Linked DNA regions of Homo sapiens: region 1 is linked to region 2. The links are chromatin loops, found by intact Hi-C in ENCODE. Cell type or tissue: ascending aorta. All regions are shown on one strand. Links, peaks and the distances in the headings refer to the core of each region. The heading gives the core; the rest is flanking DNA.

Region 1 (4,408 bases), core at 222-4,221, 210 kb after region 2:
TGTTTGTCATGTAAATTGGAAATGAAGTAAAAATTATTATATATTTCACATTTAATTTGCTCAATTTTTTTTAGTTCTTGAAGGTCTTGGATTCTTTTTTATTCTTTATTGATATAAGCTTATTTTTTAATGAAATGTTTTGGTGTCAACTTAAAAGGCTGAAGAAATTCAAAAGTGAACATCTTGAACATTTAGCAGCTAGAGACACTTGCTTTGAAGTCTGCTCTCCCTTAATCACAGGAGAAAAAAAGTACTATATTAGTTTTGCAACTTGAGATTGAAGTGAATCTGATTTTAAATTTATTAGAAGTAGGCTATATGCAAGACTGCCACTCATGAATGAAAACATGTATTTGACTTTTCCATCTGATTTAGATAATATTTCAGAATTTTATTTCTAAATTTTCAGCCTTCATAATAAGCCTTAGATTTATTAAAATCAAGAATTTTAAAAATTTAATGTAAATATTATCTTATATTTATTATCTTGAAAAGTTAAATACACTTGATATGCCAGTACTTGGGACCTTAACCTTTTAAGAAGTTTACAATGTATTACGGGTTAAACACATAACCTATTTAGGCATATTAATTTAATTTTCAGCTTAGTAGCCTTTTTTTCTTGAACATCGGAATTATATTTTATAATCGAAATATAAAAACTTATTTAAAGAAAAAGAAAGCCATGCTGAATATTAAGGGTAGACATTGTATGGCATTCATCTGTAGACTCTGTAGACATTTCAAAGGAAATATGTAAGCTAGAAATTCTAAAGATGGAATGGGGGTCTGTCACAGCTATTTAATTGTTTAGACAAGTTTGTGTGAATTACTACCACCATATCTGGTTAAACAAAGATTCTTAAAGGGTGAGGGCTGCTGGGCACGGTGGCTCACGCCTGTAATCCCAGCACTTTGGGAGGCCCAGGCGGGTGGATTACAAGGTCAGGAGATCGAGACCATCCTGGCTAACACAGTGAAACCCCGTCTCTACTAAAAATACAAAAAATTAGCCGGGCGTGGTGGTGGTGGGTGCCTGTAGTCCCAGCTACCTGGGAGGCTGAGCAGGAGAATGGCGTGAACCTGGGAAGCAGAGCTTGCAGTGAGCCAAGATCGCGCCACTACACTCCAGCCTGGGCGACAGAACGAGACTCCGCCTCAAAAAAATAAATAAATAAAAATAACAAAAAAGGGTGAGGGCTTTACTTTTTTTCTGACACCTTTACATGAACAACTGTTCTGTGTTTGAAGCCCTAGATATATAGTAAGTTTACTGGGTTCCTCTCCTTTGTCCCCAGTCATTACCATCTTGATTTCACCCTCAAGGAATTTTCATCAGAAAATTAAGACAAAGAATCACCTGGCTCAAATTGCAATCACAATATATTAGTTCTTTCATCATAATTTCCATATAATCCTGATTTGAAAAGGTAGAAGCTCTCCAAAGTGTCTTATATTGTCTTTGTATAGATCACTTAAAACAAGAAATACATTAAATCTTCAGTAAATCAGAAATAGGTTTTTATTAGTGACATCTAAATTATGAGTACTTTTACAGAAAAGCAACTAAGTTTAATTTTGAATCATATAGAGTAACTCAAGAAAGTGTTAAAATGGTTCCAAAAGGGTTCTCCTGGGCCTGCTTTAATCAGTAAACATGATTCATTTGTAATTTATAGAAGCCATTTGTAATGATACAGTGCCATGGTCCTCAAGTATTATTTGTTGAAATAGTTTTAACACATGCCTTTCAAAAATGTTAACAATTTTCAATTGTTTTTTTGTTGTTCTTGTTAGCATGCAAAGAAAACTGTTAGGTTGGACCATGTCAAATTATTATAAAATCTGAATTATGACCATCAGAGTTCATATAGCTTCGTTGTTTTACAAGTTATCTGTTCACTAGAATTTTTATTTTTTTAATAGCATTTTTAAAGAAAATTGTTTTGCATTACAGGAAGATTGATCCAAGTGGTGTTTGGCCATTGGGATGTCGTCACTTGCCTTGCTCGTTCTGAGTCATATATTGGGGGAAATTGCTACATTCTCTCAGGGTCACGTGATGCAACTCTTTTGCTGTGGTATTGGAATGGAAAATGCAGTGGGATTGGAGATAACCCAGGCAGTAAGTATGACTCATTTTTTAAGTAAACTTTTACAAGGATGTAGAGAATAACATTTTGCAGTAAAGTTACCTTTTTGTTATGGTAAAAGTGAGACAGGATTATCAAGTATTTTTTATTTATTATAATTTAAGAATGATCCAAATAGCCTCATTATCAATTTTGTGACCATTGATAATTAAAATCTAAGCATGAAATCTTATGTTTCATATTATAGGCTATTCTTATGATCCAAAAATTCTAGTTCTTCATTGGAAATAGCTGTCACCAAATAAAGTAGTTTTTATTCATGAAGATACAGCATAAAAGAGCAATCACATATTACCTTGTTTATTGAATTCATATTTTAAAAGAACAAAATAAAAATAATAATTTCATAGAAACAAACTAGTCTTGATAAAATTATGCTTTCATTTATGTATTAAAAAGATAAAACAGGTCATAAAAGGCCAATGTGGAATACTCAAATTGGCTCTTGGTTTTTCAGATGGGAAATGAAAATGTTCACCAACAGCCTTAAACATCTTTATGAAACTATGCTGAAGGCAGTAAAACAAAAAATGTGTAACCATTTAAAATTGTAATTCACAGAAGGCAAAAAAGGAAGCAGCTACCATTAAAACCAATCGCACACAGCTGCAGAAAAGAAATGGCTTTAGAAAAACACATTAAGAAGTAGGAAAAAACAATTAAAGGGACCACCTGAAAAATGAGAATTTAATTAAAATGATTATGACAACACTGTAGAATTCCTGCAAGAATAGCTTTAGATTTTTACTTCAGAAGGTAGAGCATTTTAACTGCTCTTAAATATTTACAGTTTCTTAATTTAAGGCAAGTTGCAATGTATTTGGTTAAGGAAGGATCACATTCTTCCTGATGACTTTACCTGAATACCCGGTCCTTGCTCTGTCACTCCACCCCAGATTGTGAAATGGTCTAAATATGTTTAAGTCCATCATATCTTGGATTGACTTCTCAAAGCTGTTCTTAAATGTATAATATTTGTATGAAAATGAACCTTTTTTTCAAAACATTTAGTCAAATGCTAGTATAATGTTAAAAGAAGTGTGTGTGAAGTATTTTTCAAAGCTGTTTCTTATTATGTACATTATAGACTTTGATGTGATAGGTAAATACAGTTTTTATTCAATGAACGTCTAATAGATATTTCCTGTTTTAATCAAAAAAGGGATAATTTCCTATGCAAATAGGATATGAAAAATAATGTTAAGCCTGTGATGCTATTGATAATACAGACTTTGTGATCAAATTGTAGTGTGTGTATATGTCGGGGAGTAGGTGTACATGTATTTCACATTTATACAGACATCTCTGTAATTACAATAGAAATTACAAAGATGCAAATTTCAGGGATTTTGTTTTTCATATTCTTTTGAAAAGTACCATGTTCTTTTCATCATGAACACAATATTCTGGTCCTTCTTCCTGTCTGTCCTCTTAGAATAAGTGACTCCTTTCAATTTCTTTTTTCTGGTTTCTGTAAATCCAGTTACCGAGATTCACTCAATTATCTCAGGCAAACCTATATTTAAAATTGATAATAAATCTACCATTTTGCTATTTATCTCAAAATATTTAAGAACTTTTTCTTGCCTTAAAAATGTAAGGTATTTCATGCACATAAAGAAATCTGAACACACATAGATATTTGGGTTCTTGGTTTCTTGTTTTATTTTACTTAATCATGTTCTCTATGTTATACACCGTCATTACCAATGTGTATTCTAAAAAGCAGCTAAAGACCTATTAGCTACACTTGTATGTAATTACTATTGCATTTCAGAAAGTTAAGTATGCCTTAAAGTTAGGAATTTTCAGCTCTTCGCAAAGGAAGAAAGTATGATATATATCATGATATATGTATACATTTAAATATATTTTCATATGTTTAAATACTTTGTAACTCAACCTAGAGATTGTTTTTACATGCATGGCCTTTAAAAAACGAATTAAGTAGGACTGAACAAATCCTGGGGTTTGTAGTAAAAAAAAAATCTAAGTTCCAAGCTTTGCTGTGGTCCTTCTGTCTTGTCTGTAAAATGAAAGCAACAACAGAACTGAGTTAAGGTGTTATCAGAAGCACAGGATGATTAGAGCAAATAAATCACCACAAAACACCATCTTGTTGGCATTAGAGTAAATATTATAATGTTATATTTTTCATAGCGTACTTCATCTATACCCTCTCATTGTCTGCAGTATGGTGGACATTACCTCCTAGTAATGCTAGCAATGAAAAGAAAAACAATAAAAGAATAATA
Region 2 (4,408 bases), core at 339-4,338:
CTATGGCTGCATGCCACCATGCCTGGCTAATTTTTGTATTTTTTTGTAGAGACAGAGTCCCTGTGTTGCCTAGGCTGGTCTCGAACTCCTGGGCTCAAGCAGTCTTCCTGTCTTGGCCTCCTAAAGTGTTGGGATTGCAAGTGTGAGCCGCTGTGCCTGGCAACACCTTAACATATATTTGCAACCTAGTACGTAATCTTCTCATGTTTTTCTTCATTTTCATATAAACTTATGTATGTTGTAGGGAGTGAGTGTCATTGATTTACAAAAATAAAGTCATATAATATATACAACTTGGTATGTTTGTTTATCTCACTCCATAATATATTGATTGTGGATATCCAGCCAAGTCAACTCTGTGACTTTAATTCATTCTTTTAAATGACTGAAGAAGATACATCATAAATATACCACCATTTTCCCAGTGATTTGCATTGGATTTCAAAGTCTTATTTTCATTTTTTTGTCACTATGAAAAATGTGGGAATAACCATCCCTACATGTTGATGTAATAAAACTATTATTTCTATTTGTTATCCAAAAGCTTGTTGGGTCAAAGGCCATACATATTTTTATTTTTGATAAATAATTTTGGATTACTTTCCAAAGGGATTTTACATTTCATGCTTCTACCAACAATATACACTTTTGTCTGCACTCTTGTCAGCAAAATGTATTATAACTCTTAATTTTTTTATTGTTTCTGGGGTATAAATTATTTTAATGTCTTTTTTAGTACTACTAATAAACTTCAGCATTTTTAAAATGCTGGACATTTGAATTCTGTGAAATTCCTTTTATATTCTTTATCCATTTTCTATTCATTTTTTATTTTATAAGTATTGTATATTATAGTAACCCTTTATCATGAAATAGCTTTTTCAGATCTTTCACTATTTGACTTTATCAGTCATATTTTTGCCATTAATTTTACAATTTTACAAAGTTATAGGTATAAATATTTTTTAGTACTTTCTGAGTTCCAATTATGGTTTAAAAATTCTCTTGGCCTTTAGATTATATATGTAGTCACATGGGAAGAACAATAGAAAGGTAACTGTGTGCAAGCCACTGTACAGTCTAGGTGCTTTGCATATGTGTTGATCATTCCACATTAAGCTGTGCTATCAGCTTTGTGCATCACAACAGGTACTTAGCAAAAAAAAAAAAAAAAAAAAAAAAAAGAGAATAGAAAATGTCAGACTGAATTACAGTCTAATGTTTTAAAAAAATATATATTTGTTTTTATGCCATTTGCATATTGTTTAAGGTAGAATACTCCTTACTAGTCTTTGTTTTCATCCTTTTATTGACTATTTTCTGGTATATAGTTTGTAAACATTAAATAATTTTATGAAGCCTTTAAAAAAGTCCTATTGTCACTTTAATTATAATTTATAAAACTCATATACATATTGGTTTTTGGTAAATTTACATTTTAATGGTATTTTCTTACTATTATAAAAGTTTTTTGGGTGTTCAGATTGTACTTTGTGTTCCTCTAATAATTGTTTTATATTTTTTGTCCCATGGTCCCTCTCTGCCTTTCTTGTTAAAATTATTCCTAAGTGTGTAATGTTTTTCTTGCAATTATGAATGAAATTTTTTTCTAATTTCAATATTTGTGTCAAATGCTAAAATGGAGAACAAATATTAATAGTTCCCATGTTTATCTTATATATATTTCCGTTAATCATTTGGAGTACTTTGGATATTTCAAATGCATTTTCATCTTTCTTTTCAATGTTTATACCAGGTTTTACATTTTATTATTTCATTTATTACAACTTTTGCAATTTGACTGGTGATAATTATTATTGTAATAATAATTGCTAACCCATGCATAGTGCTTATGATGTGCCAGGCCCTGTTTTACTAGCTGTACCTACACTAATTAATTTAAGACAAGCATCTGAGGTGAGAAGCCTACATGACTGACCCCAGATCACATAGCTAATATTTGTTGTTGGTTTCTGGTAAAAAGTCTTTATTTTACGTAATATTTTCCACTCCTGTTTTACTAACTTTTTTTCTTTAGTGGTGGTTCCTGAATTTGATCAAATGCTTTTCAGCATCTAGTAAATGATGATGCAATGTTTTCCTTTTAATTTGTTGATATAAGGAGTAGATCTCCTGTTGTGGATTTCCTGGTATTGAACCACTCTTGCAATCCAAGAAAATACCCTCCTTGGTAATGTTATATTGTTCTCATTAGACATTGCTGGATTCTGTTTGCTTACAGATTACTTAAGAGTGTTGTATCTTTATTCAGTGATAAAAATGCTCTATTATTTTCCTTTTTGATAGTCTCTTTATCTCTTTTTAAGTTTTCAGCATTAACATTATGCTGGCTTAATAAATGAATTATGGAGCTTCCTATTTTTTCCCCAGTGGCCTAGAATAATTTTTTTCAACGGTAGTTTAAGGCGAGATAAAGGTTAGCTATGAACCTGTTCTGTGGGAAATTACCTAATGCAATGTTGCCTCCTAGTACACTACCAGGCAAGTCGTCCCAGATTTCACAGAACAGAAGGGCTCACAGATCAAATAAGCTTCTCAAAGCAGATGATTCATTAAATCAATTTAACATACGCAATAAGAAGAAATGGAAGAGAGTTGGGATAAGTTAATATACTTCGGATCGAATGCAAGCAGGTAGAAAGATCAGAGTTCTTGAGTCCTGGTTCATGTAACATTTATATGTCCTGTCTCTTTTTCTGCCTCGTATGCCTTTCTTTGATGTTACAAGTGCCAGAATTGAGGTTTGAGTACAAGGGAGACCACAGAAGGAAAGTGTTCCGGTCCAATGAAACACACCAGCTCTATTAGAGACACACAGCAGCAGCTATCCCTGGTCATAGCTGGAGCCAACCAATTAACCTGCTGAATAGTTTTACAAGTTTTTTTCTGCATTTCTTGTGCAGATAAAACCACAGGGGCCAGAGTGGGGCTATACTGGGTATTATCAATGGGTGGGCAATTTAAAGCCGGCATAGATATCATCCAGGTTGTCAGGAACTATGAAAGGGGCCCGGCATGTGGTGGCTCACACCTGTAATCCCAACACTTAAGGAGGCCAAGGCGGGTGGATCACCTGAGGTCAGGAGTTCATGACCAGCCTGGCCAACATGGTGAAACCCCGTCTCTACTAAAAATACAAAATTAGCTGGGCGTGGTGGCACATGCCTGTAATCCCAGCTACTTGGGAGGCTGAGGCAGGAGAATCACTTGAACTCGGGAGGCGGAGGTTGCAGTGAGCCAGGATCATGCCATTGCACTCCAGCCTGGGTGACAAGAGTGAAACTCCATCTCAAAAACAAACAAAACAAAACAACAACAAAAAAACTATGAAAGGTCTGAAATGCAAGCTAACAATTTATCTTGCCACAGTTTCTTAGATGTTGGCAGAAGACATAGGACAAAGGTTAGGGACAAAGACTTACAGCACAAGCAGAGTAAGCATCTTGTTAGTGTCTATTTCCCTCGCATCCCCAAGTTTCATGGAGTGACTTGTTGGAGATGCTATGGACTGATGTGTATTTCCCCAAAATTTATATGTTGAAGCTGTAACCCCCAGTGTGACTGAATCTGGAGATAGACTCTTTAGGAGGTAATGAAGAGTAAATGAGGTCATAAGGATGCGGCCCCAATCTGATAGGACTTTGGCCTTATAAGAAGACGATGAAAGAGAAATTCTCTGTCTCCACTATGTGAGGGGACAGGGAGCAGGAAGTCATCTGCAAGCCAGGAGGAGAGCCCTCAGCAGGAACCAAACTGGCTGGCAACTTGATCTTGGACTTCCCAGCCTCCAGAACTCCAAGAAATCACACCTGTTGTTTAAGCCACCTAGTCTGCAGTATTTTATTAGGGCATCATGAACAGACCCAGGTGGGTGCTGTGTTCCCAATGAGGACCCAGGTGGGACCCAGGTGGATGCTGTGTTCCCAGTGAGTTTACATCCCAGTTAAGCAACCTCAACTGTAGAGAACCTAAAATTTTTACAATGGGCAGTAAGATCTGGCCTCTGCCTTATAAAGCATCATTACCTTTCTTATACTGGACAGTAAACAAACCTGCCCATTGCTGTAAACTGAGATACTGTCTCTTCCAAGGCTATTAATTATGCAAACATCCTTGAAAACAGTGTGTCATATAAGATGGCAATTACTACTTTCCTCTAAGATCTGCAGAAATATGAGAGACCCAGCACAGAGGTAGTATGATTATACCTTGAGGTGGTCTTTCCATCCATCTGTAAATAGCACTTTTTTTGTGTGCCATCATACATTCAATGTATTCTGTCTTTGACAGGTCTTGCTGATTTCAAACTTTAAATTGACTGTACGTATTTAACATCATTTGAATTTTGTCTGTCTCTCATAAGCCACTTACTTCCTTACCTATACTT

The links. Peaks named below come from ENCODE experiments on the same cell type or tissue, not always from the same donor. Only the 100,000 strongest peaks of a DNase experiment are listed, where the experiment ranks them.
Region 1: a loop joins it to region 2, with 1.8 times the contacts of the local background. A loop is called at or near these places in 1 of 110 quality-filtered maps.

The regions. Positions count from the first base shown.
Region 1 is chr4:150,300,342-150,304,749 of GRCh38, reverse strand. LRBA (LPS responsive beige-like anchor protein) reads left to right here. Exons shown (of 57, transcript NM_001364905.1): 53 at 1,958-2,125. Among named protein-coding and RNA genes, the nearest start is that of DCLK2, 220 kb to the right of the region's middle. In ascending aorta, for the core only: no CTCF peak of the experiment used is centred there; a DNase peak (open chromatin) is centred at 2,039.
Region 2 is chr4:150,512,994-150,517,401 of GRCh38, reverse strand. The region is part of intron 40 of LRBA (LPS responsive beige-like anchor protein); the gene reads left to right. Among named protein-coding and RNA genes, the nearest start is that of LRBA-AS1, 64 kb to the left of the region's middle. In ascending aorta, for the core only: no CTCF peak of the experiment used is centred there; no DNase peak of the experiment used is centred there.